2 separate regions of the Homo sapiens genome follow, and region 1 is linked to region 2. Evidence: chromatin loops called from intact Hi-C (ENCODE). Cell type or tissue: heart right ventricle. All regions are shown on one strand. Each heading gives the region's core, and the rest is flanking DNA. Links, peaks and the distances in the headings are about the cores only. Region 1 overlaps KL (klotho). Region 2 has its middle 23 kb from the start of LINC02344.

Region 1 (5,386 bases), core at 115-5,114, 290 kb before region 2:
TAAACCAAAGATAAATATTGATTGAACTTTTGTGGCCCCAGTTTCAATAGATTTTTTTATTAACATTTTTTGTTTGAAGTACAGATGTCACGTCATCCATGAACCGGTATCATTATAGCTTGATAAAATACTCAAACTGAAAGCAGTGATGTACATTAATTTTAAATATAATGGTTAAGCAAATGTTATTTCCATATCTATAAGTGCATTTTATTTGATAATTAGAATGTTAGAATCAGAAGGAATTTGGAAAATCCCAGGTTACACTTCTCTCCAGGACGAACTCCTTACAGTGGCTCTCCTGGGGTCAGCTAGCTTTTGCTTGACCCTTTGAAGCAGGAGGAACTCAGTTCCACTCAAGTTGCCCCCTTGATTTTCTCTTTCATATTGAACCTGCTGCTGCACAGGACTCCTCCGTGACTGTCTCTTTGCCTTCCTAAATCTCAAAGAATAAAGCAAGTCACTTTTTGACAAGACATCTTTCACATATTTGAAAAGACATCTTTCACATATTTGAAAAGACCAGTACGTTTTGTTCTTCCTAGAATTTTCTCCTTCATGCTAATGTCTGCTCCAAGAAGACATGGAGGTGACTGGACATTTAGTCAGGAACATTTCTTGAGAGCTTACCCTGTGGCAGGCAGGTGCAATGTTGAATTCTGAGAATATGAATGTAACCTTTGAACAGGTGGCTCTGTCTTCTGACGTTTCAGGATAAGGTGGAGGAGAGGAGAGGGGAAAGTCGACCTATCTCCCCAGCGGGGAGGGTTTAGGGTTGTCTGTGGGACCTGCCTCTGTCTCATCATCCATCACCATTGTCCTGCTGATGGGTGCAGAGGACTGAGGACGAGTGGTTGGAGTTCTCCCTGTGCCGGACCCTGTAGAGAGTCCAGAGCCCTGGCTCCCAAAGGAGGCATATTTGTAGGGCTCTTTTCGTGAGGGTCCAGAGGACGGCTGCAAAGCTGCAGGGGAGGATGGGGGCATGGGAGGCAAGCCCGTTGCCCTGTCAGAGCCTCTTGGGGATGCTGCTCTTCCCCGCCTGTCCTCTCTTCTCTTTGATTTCTCATCATGTGGTCCTCTTTCCTCTGCCTTTTCCTCTCTTCGGTGTCCCAAGTTCTTCCATAGAGACCTGTGTCCCCTTGTTCCCATCAGGCCTTTATGCCAGCCCTGCACAGGTGCGGGGACAGTGGTAGGGGCGTCTCACTCCCGACTCAACTACATTCTCCCAGAAATTGTCTGCAGTCAAACACAACTCAGCGTGGACATTGCTCACCAAAGGTATACTGCTTGGGCTGCACGAGAGATTCAGTTTTCTCCTATCTATCTGGCATGGGCTGTGAGGGGGCTCCTAACCTAGGGGGCCTTTTTACTCCTTCCTGGCCAGAGCTGCCATTTCCAAGTTTCTGCACTGTCAGAAAAGAGGGATAAGGTAAGATTCCTGCCCTCATGTCACAGATTAGTAGGGGAGAGGTAATTGTCAAATAATTACAGTAAAATGTATAAATGCCTTAAGAGAAATAAGTACTTGCTTAGGAACCTATTTCAAGAAAGGAGAGATAGGTTAGCGTTTTGGGGAGGTAGTACGGGAGCAGTCAGGGAAAGCAATACTTGTAAGATCAGAGGCTGGCAATCTTTTTCTGTAGAGGGCTAAGTTTTGGACTTTGCAGATCCTACAGTGTCTGTTGCAACTATTACACAGTTCTGTGGTTGCAGCATGAATGCAGCCATGGGCAATGTGTTAATGAATGGGCACAGCTGTGTTTCAATAAAACTTTATTTACAAAAATAGGTAGTGGGCCCTGCTGCTGGGCTTGGCTTGCTGGGCACACAAAGTGAGAAGGGCATTGTGCCTTTCTAGGAAACATCCCTTGCAAAGTCAGTACAGGTGAGACAGTGTGGCCATTCCCACCACAGCATGAGGTCTTTTGAATGGCTGAAGCGTCAGGTGGGAAAGGATGAGGAGCTGAAGAAGAAAGCCTGGGAATTTCCAAGGCCTCTCTTAACATTTGCTGTGCAGAACCAAGCAGTGCCCCAGGTGTTCAGAGTAGGCTTCAGCGATTACATTTCTTGTTAGACACTGAATTTTGTTCATGCCGCCCAAGATTGCATTAACAATTTTGGCTGTCACCTTACCGCGGACTCAAATTAGTTTGCAGTCAGCTAAAACCTCTCAGGTTTTTTCCCCCCAGCTTGTGAATTGCTGTGAAGCCAAACATCCCTGTCATCTCTTTGGTAGTTTATTTTCAAACTTTCAATCTTATTAAATTTCATCTCCAATGTGCAAAGATAAGAGGAAGTTTACCGCTGATGGTGGTTTATTCTTTAAAACTGGACATCAGCTAAATGTGTTAAGGTAATCCGTTAGAGGAATGTTGGTACGCTTATACAGTGGAATACTAATTGGTTATTAAAATGTTGATGTATGATTATTAAAAGGCAGCCCATGTTATGTCTCTTCTGTATGAATAAGTATGTAAAAAGTATGTAAAGATTACTGTATAGTTCATGGGTGGGACTGGGCTCTCTCTAGCCTCTGTCCTTCATTCTCCCTGCCAGTGCCTTTTCCCTTGCAGTGTCCCTTCCCTGGCTGCATACTCAAGACTGGATTTGCCCAGCCAAACCCCATTAACTCACAGAAGCAAGAGGAAAAAAATAAATTCTTATTAGTTCAATTCTCCAAATTGGGGGCGGTCTATTTCACAGCAATAGGTAACTGACGTAAAAGGAAAGGAAACAATGAAGTAATTCCAGAAAATTTCCTATAGCTGGAGGACATGCATTTTCATATTGAATGGGAAGAATGGGGTGGGGGGGTCATACCTCTGTGTTATTGCAGGGTCCTGGCTCCTAGGGACCTAGGCACCTCTTCAGTCAGTGAATTATAGCTTGGAAAATTGGCTAAGTCGGGGAACTGTACAAGGGGTCATCACTTTTTATGTAGCCATGCTCTATGAACCATCTTTATAACTCCCTGGCTTCTGGCAGTTAAGCACCACTCACTATCTGGCCTCTGTAATTTCAACTTCTGACCATCCCCGTGGGTGGCAACAAGCCCAGCTCTGTGACACCTCTGCTACCAGCAGCCCTGGCCTGGAGAGCGGTGCCCCCACTGAATGTCTCAGTGAGATTGGCACCCCCATGAGCATATTCCTGAGGGTGCAGTGAATGCTCTTTCTCCCTACTTGGGACTTCTGGGAAACACTGTCCTCTGGTGGGTTGTTTGACCTCACATAATATACTGGTTCTTGCATGCCAGCTTCTCTCTGCTTCTTGATTCTTTTATCAGCTGTTAGGGCAACAATGTCAGGCATTTCCGCCTGCTCAGCATTGGGCATCCCTTTTTACAGGCTTCTCAGAGCCACCCTAGCAGCAACTTTACCGCGTCTCCTGGGGTCCTTGCTGGATCGTGAAAACATACTTCCGGAGAAAGTGTTCCCTAGATAATGAATTATTTCTTGTCCTGTGTTAAGTTCCAGTTCCTTGGTCAAGGACCCCAGCGCTACTCCTCAGGATTTGCAGTGCATGCTCAATCTTGAAGCAATGTTGGGATATAGTATCTTTTCTTCTCTATCAGGCCCAGCTGTCTCCAGGTGGGTTATACTAGGATTTAATCCTCGTTAGTGCCGGGTCAGCTCCTGAGGGGTGCACCTGTTGCTTTTTAGGGACGAGGCCTCTTCAGCATAAAGAAGTGCTATCTCTTACTAGGGAAGAATGGGCCACCTCTGTAAGCTCCAAATATTCCCAGGTTTCCCCAACCGGGGCCTTGACCTTGGCATAACTGATCTGCCTTGGCTGAGCATTTAAACATCCCTAAATCTCTGCAAGTCTATCAGGTCCTAGGCCTGCTGCTAAGTTTCTCTACTCTTCCACTGTAGGAGAGAAGGCTGTGGCTCTTATATTGAGCCTTTAACTGTTTGTTATTGGCCCTCAGTTTCTCATTAGCTCTCTGTAGAGTCTCAATACAATATATCAGAAAGCATTCAATTCCATCTCCTTGTAGGCAGGGAATGCCTAAATCATTGCACCTACAATGACATTCTCCACCAGGATATTTCCCAGGTTACTGCTGTTGAAATATTTAGCAATTGAAGCACCATTTGTGCAAGGGGACTATCTGCCCCTACACAACACTCAGAATGGCATTCTCTTTGCTTTCCAGAAAGTGAATGAGCTGGTTCCCCAACCCCTCTTGTGTTAGTTTGAGTCCTGAAAGAAGTAAATGTCAAGATAGGATTAGATGTACAAGAAATTTATTGGGGAAAGAATTGTGAAGGATAAAGGGGAAGGAGCTAGGGGAGGCATTGAACCTTTGGATCATGATGTGTGTCCAACAACTATGAAGGAGAGTGGGCAGGGAGAAGGATGGGCTGGGAAGAGTTTCAGTTGGCACTGTGGGTCTCAGAACAACCCAGGCATAGGCTGATGGGGACGCCTTGAGCCAATGTTGCCCATTGGCGGAGTCCACATCTTGCTGAAATGGGCCTGCATTAGTTCCCCTGCCATGTTTAGTCATCTGGGAGTAGCCGATGAGAATCATGATCTTAGGATCAACTGCAATGGCAGATTCAAAGGGGTAGCAACTGATGGCCTCAGTCAACTGTGCTCCTTATAGCAGGAACACTGAGCAGTGCATTTCTTGGCCATCACAAAGACTAGTGAGGAGTGCCCTTCAGAGAAGGGAATGAAAATTATTTCCAGCCTAGAATTTGATACTTATCTAAACTGTCAATCATTCATGAGAGTCAAAGTCCCAAAAAATAAATCTTCCATAAACCCTTTCTCAGGAAGTTATTGGAGGGTAACCGCCACATAACATGAGGAAGACAAGGAGGAAGACATGGGATCTATGAAAGGGCAGGTCTAACCCAGGAAAAGGATGATGAACTGTAGACCCATGATGTCAGATGTGCAGCAGACTAAGATCAGCCAGTGCAGAATGGGGGAGATTCCAGAAGTGTGTCCCCCCAAAATATTGGAGGCTCATGTGACTTCCCTGGGGAAGTTTCTGCTGAGAGGCTATTGGAAATTGAGGGAAGAATTAGCCACAGTCCCAAAGAAAACAGAGCCAATCAAAAAGCAATGCAATTATGAACTTCAAAGAAAACAAAAATAAGAAGGAAAACAGTCTTACTTACTACATTACAAGGTCCAGCTGTGAATGATATTCATGTTGGCAGAATAATGTCAATACCAAATGTCGGTTAAACCCAAAACTATTGTATAACTAAATTGCCTGTGTAAGAGAGCTAAACCCTTATCTAGCATAATAGGAAGTCAGTGGATACTTCCTGAAGTGTGGATGTGTGGAGATGTAAATTCCAAAAGAAAACGTCTTAAGAGTCAAAAGTGGTTGCCTCTAGAGAGAACTGGGGGAATTGTAGGGCAA
Region 2 (5,386 bases), core at 227-5,226:
TAGTCCCACTCAGGACATTTGCCACAGTTTTGTAGAATTTGCAACGTTTCTTAGACTGCACATAATATTATAGCAGAAAAGACAGCAGGAAATACTGATAATCTCCACTGGGAATGAATGTATGGTACAGAAAGAGTCTCTTCTGAGTCAAAGGTTTACCTCCAAGAGAGGGATTGGGGATGGGGAAAATATGTGTTCTTAAGCTCTGACCCACCTGTTCCTGTGTGTTTTTCCTTCATATGGAATCACATTTCTAGATCTAGCTCTGTGAATGATCTATCTCTGATTCATTTTTTACAACTTTTATGTAGGGTCTATTGACATCATGCTCTCCTAAGAGAAGAAAGTGGATGTATATATAGAGAATAATGACTTGCAAAGGCTTTCTTCTTCCCAGTGTTTGGATAGTTAGGAATACAGGGCCACACTGAGTTCTTTTCAACTGCAAGTTAGACGGCAGCAGGCAGCTGTTGCTCACTTGGTTCTTGGGAGACCACGTTGCTGACACCCTCCTGGATGCATTGATGGCCCTAATTCCCCCTTTGCTAGCAAAGGTGCTGGTGGTTCTTCCGGCTGTCAATGAGTTTAAGACAAGACTGCAGGAAAAGAAATAATTAGGGGATTGCAAAAGGGAAACATATTTTACAAAATATTTTCATAGGATTATAATAGAATATTTTGCACCCTCCAGCCTTCTTCTTTATAAGTGAAAGTTACACAACTCTAGGCTGTAATTCAGGAAAACTGCACAGACTGATAAATAGCAGTAATTATATCATTGAAGGCAACTGAGCAGGAAGGTTAATAAAACACTGCCAACTCTCTTGCGATATAAAACTTGCATTGCTGGTTCTTCTCCTTTATTATAAAAAAATAACAAACTAAATGAATGTGGGCATTCATGAAATATCATTAATATTCTGAACTTTTTGAAAACAGACTGCTTTCTTATTCACCTTGAATAAAATTCAATATATATATTGAATTTTAATATATAATCTTTTCACCTTCTACTCATTGTGTATAATACTTCTCAGAGGCAGCAGGATGTAGTAGAAAGTAGTCATGCATCACTTAATGATGGGGACATGTTCTGAGAAATGTGTCCTTAGGCAATTTCATCATTGTGCGAGCATCACAGTTTGCAAACAAACCTAGATGGTAGAACCTATGACACACCCAGGCTATCTGGTATGGCCTATTGCTCCTAGGCTACAAACCTGCACAGCATGTTACTGTACTGAATACTGCAGGCAACTGTAACCCAATGGTAAGTATTTGTGTATCTAAGTCCATCTAGACATAGAAAAGGTACAGTAAAAATACAGTATAAAAGATAGGCTGGGTGAGGTCGCTCACCCCTTTGATCCCAGCACTTTGGAAGGTCAAGGCAGGATCACTTAAGCCCAGAAGTTTGAGACCCACCTGGGCAACATAATAAGACACCATTTCTTAAAAAAAAAAAAAAAAAAATAGTTGGGTGTGGTAGCATGCACCTGTGGTCCCAGCTACTCGGGAGGCTGAGGCGGGATGATCTCTTGAGCCAGAGAGGTCAAGGCTGCTGTGAGTCATGATTGCACCACTGCACTCCAGCCTGGGCAACAGAGTGAGACCCTGTCTCAAAAAAATAAAACTAAAAATAAAAAGATAAAAAGAGTGCACCTGTATAGGGCAGCTCCATTATAATCTTATGGAAACACTATCATATATGTGGTCCATTGTTGACCAAAACATCATTTTATGGCATATGACATGGATTTTTAGGAAAGAACTGGGTTCAAATCCCAACTCGCCAACTTCATCAGCTGTGCTCTTGGGAAGCCTACTTAATCTCTCTGAGCTTCTGTTTCTTTATTTGCAAAATGCAGATAGGAGATGTTTACCTTATACCATGATTTTGAGTATAAATCAGATTATTAAAAGTGCTTTGTAAACTATATATTTTAGTTGTAATCTTATTTACGTATTTCATCACTTGTAGTCTGAAGTTATCCATCTCTCTGTTCATTGAGTCAAAACGGAATATTTAGTGGGCTCCTTTTTGGTTCTGGGATACAGAGATGAAAGCACAAAGGCTGAGACATTCAAGAGCTCATGGCTCAGAGGAGGCAGGCAGCCGTGAGAGAAGATGAGGCCAAGGGCAGGGCCAAGTCCTTTCTCAGCATAGGTGGGAAGCACCTTGGTAGGCAAGAGATGCTTTTCTTGCATGTGGATTATCCAGTAAGTTCTATGTTAAAGCAGGGGGCAGAGAGGTAGGGAAAGTGTAATTCTTTCATTTCCCAAAAAACACTTAATGCTGTTTCTATAAGAAAAAAAGTTAATGCTACAGGATTTGTCACCTATTGGATATGCAGTTCGTGTCAGAACAAATGGTTGTTTCTCCTTAGAAAGTTGTGCTTGAAGCATTTCATGAAATATCCATGTTTTGTTTTACACAATATACATAAAAGCTGCAGTAACATGTAATCAACAAACATTTTTACTGTTTATCTTAGGGTTTCATTTGCTTTGACTATAAAATACAAGGTTCCATATTTAAACCCATGCATTTATTAAAGAGAAACAAGTCATTGTGTCCTAGGGACAAAACGTTATGTTCCTGTTCCTCTTATTTTCTTTTTCCTTTTCTCTGAATGGCAATCCTGGGTTCTAGATGCCACCTAGCTGGGGAAGATAGTCTTTCAAGTTGAAATTCCCTTGTCAGGGGTGTTTTGTGCCTATATTCCTATCTAGAGAAACTAACCCATGCCTTTCCTGCTCCACCCCTTTTCTCCGGCCTTTTCTGCCCTCACCCCACCCCCATCCTCTCATTTTGCGTGACTCTACATTTCCACATTTGTGCTTGACTCGGGATGCAGGTAAAAGTCAAAAGATGGTATCATTAAAACAAGGAGAAAAATGAGACATTTGTTCATTCTCAATGTGTTTGGCATGAATACTTTCTAATATATATTATAATTTTTGCTTTGTGGACTTGCTCCTTCTAAATGAGTCAGTGTAGATGGTGGTGGTAATTTATTTGAGTAGACATGTGGCAACATGGCTTTCCTTTGCAAATCAAAACAAACAGAAACTCTGCTGATTGAGTATGCCAGGACCTGTTGTTGGACACAGAGACAAATTTTATTTTAGAACATCTTATTCAGATCAAAGTAACAACAACATTTGTAATAATAAACAACAAAAATTCCATAAAGCACGGTCCATTTGTTGAGCCAGATTTACCAGGGTTCTACTTGAACTCTTTTCCTAAGTAATAACATTGTTCCTAGGTGATAACAATTCTAAGCCAACTGTGATGAGTTCCAGAACATTTGGATCCTAGTTAGCGGAACTGAAGTTCTGAATCCAAGCCCATAATTTGCTTTTAATCTCTTCAGAGAATGGCCAGTTTTGCTGTTGGATATGAAAGACTGTAGATTGTTGGGGACACACACAAATAGAAATTGTATAAGCATCCAGTAAAAGTAAACATTATTTAAAGTATTACTGATGGGAATTTTTAAAATTTATCATGAGTGCATTGCTGTAGATATCTGCTTTTAGTAAACAGGATATTTGGAATGAAAAAAATGTGTTATCCAAGGGGAAATTTTATTACAATGTAGCATTAATTAATGCTTGCTTTATTAATTAAAAATTAACAGGAACTCAATAAGCAGAAGCCACCAATCCCATTAAATATTTCCATTTGTATGTCCTTCAGCCACCCTGATTTGGCATCCATGGTCCTAATTCTTTCTCTTCCAACTTGCTAATCTTTCATGCCTGAAAGTTCGCATATGATGCTGACCCTTGCCAGAGCATCTTCCCTTTTCTCCATTCTCTGGTGAATTTCTACCTAGATTTAAACATTCTCTTGAGAATCCTCTTTTCTGGAAAGCATCCCACAATCCACTTGTCCCAACTCCACCTTTCTCTAATTTGTTGGCTCCCACAGAACCCCAAGCTGATGTTTTTCAGCTGCATGTAGCACAATTCCACTCCTTCACTTTATTAAATGAGTAATACAACTGATGTTGACAGACTAGAAATGACCAAGATCATAATGATAATAAATAGCAGAGCCAATACTCTAATCCAAGTCCTCTTACTCTAGGGCAATCATTAAACTCTCCTTAGCTGACTGACTTCATAGCTACCTGACCTTTTTTGAAACCTCTTACTTTTGCCTAGCAAAACAACTCATCATCGTCTTTTCCCAAGCATTTACAGATACCATGTTGCACCCCCTTAAAATACTCTCTGACCTTCTTTGGGCTAATCTCCATCTTTTCTATAATTATATTTTTGATATGATAGTTAGGTACTTTCATCCTTTTCCATGTATCTCCATCACACACATGGCTGTGGTCACATGCCATCTGTAACTGCCATCAGTAAGTCAACCCTGCCATCAGTGCGTGAATCCTTAGAGCTAGATGTGGCATAGTTAACTGTGACATTAGGAGGAATACCGGTAAGGGCTGGCACCTGGAGAGAGACCCCTCTCCAAGGAATGAGATAAGAGCAAATCTAATTATGGTAGCTGTCAGGCCAAGCCCAAGCTGAGGGATAAGAACTGGATAGGTACCCAAAGTCCAGCAGAGATAGTGGCATCAGAGAAACTCCATAGTGGGCAAAACCCAGTGATGGCTAACTCAAGGGCAACAGACAAAGCAGGCAAGAGTCAACAGTTACTCCTGGGCACCAATAGTGATTTGGAGCAGGACTACAGCCACGGTGGTAGGAATGTCATGGGCAATGACGAAATGCTTAGATGTGTTATCAGGATAAGGACTTTGGCATAAGGGATTATAGCAGAAGGCCAGTTATCTGAATCAAGACATGGAAGAAAAGCCAAAATAATTGCAACTGCGATTAAATACCATATTCTAGGCTCTTTGTTAAGTATTTTTATGCATATAGCAGACATTTCATAAATATTTGATAAGTGAATGAAACCAATGTCTCATTTAATTCTTATAACAACCAATAACACAACCGAGCACCTAATGAGATCAGTATTATTATCCCTATGCTACAGACAAAGAAATGACCAGAAAACTAAGCAGTAGAGCCAGAATTCAAACCCATGTCTGTTAGAACACCACAGCTGGGTTCCTTCCCCAGTACTAGCTTGCATTGGTGCTTTATTCCACCTATTTAATAATGAGCAATCAAGTTCTTAAGACTGGAAGTGATGTATTTTATAATCTCTGTACCTGATAATATAATCTATGGAGAGTACATGTGGTTGACTAAGAATTATTTAGGTTATAGAATGAGACAAAGCCAAAACAAATGACACACAAACACTTTTTTTAAAAAAAAGTTAGGAAGAGTGCACTTTTTCATTGGAAGTTATAATGTACATAAGATCTGGATGATGTGTGTCCTCTGTAAC

Evidence for each region. Peaks named below come from ENCODE experiments on the same cell type or tissue, not always from the same donor. Only the 100,000 strongest peaks of a DNase experiment are listed, where the experiment ranks them.
Region 1: a loop joins it to region 2, with 2.6 times the contacts of the local background. A loop is called at or near these places in 1 of 110 quality-filtered maps.

Annotation. Positions count from the first base shown.
Region 1 is chr13:33,023,640-33,029,025 of GRCh38, forward strand. The region is part of intron 1 of KL (klotho); the gene reads left to right. Among named protein-coding and RNA genes, the nearest start is that of KL, 9.9 kb to the left of the region's middle. In heart right ventricle, for the core only: no CTCF peak of the experiment used is centred there; a DNase peak (open chromatin) is centred at 3,073.
Region 2 is chr13:33,309,676-33,315,061 of GRCh38, forward strand. It overlaps a transcript of STARD13 not described here. Among named protein-coding and RNA genes, the nearest start is that of LINC02344, 23 kb to the right of the region's middle. In heart right ventricle, for the core only: a CTCF peak has its summit at 2,649; no DNase peak of the experiment used is centred there; H3K27ac peaks cover 451 bases.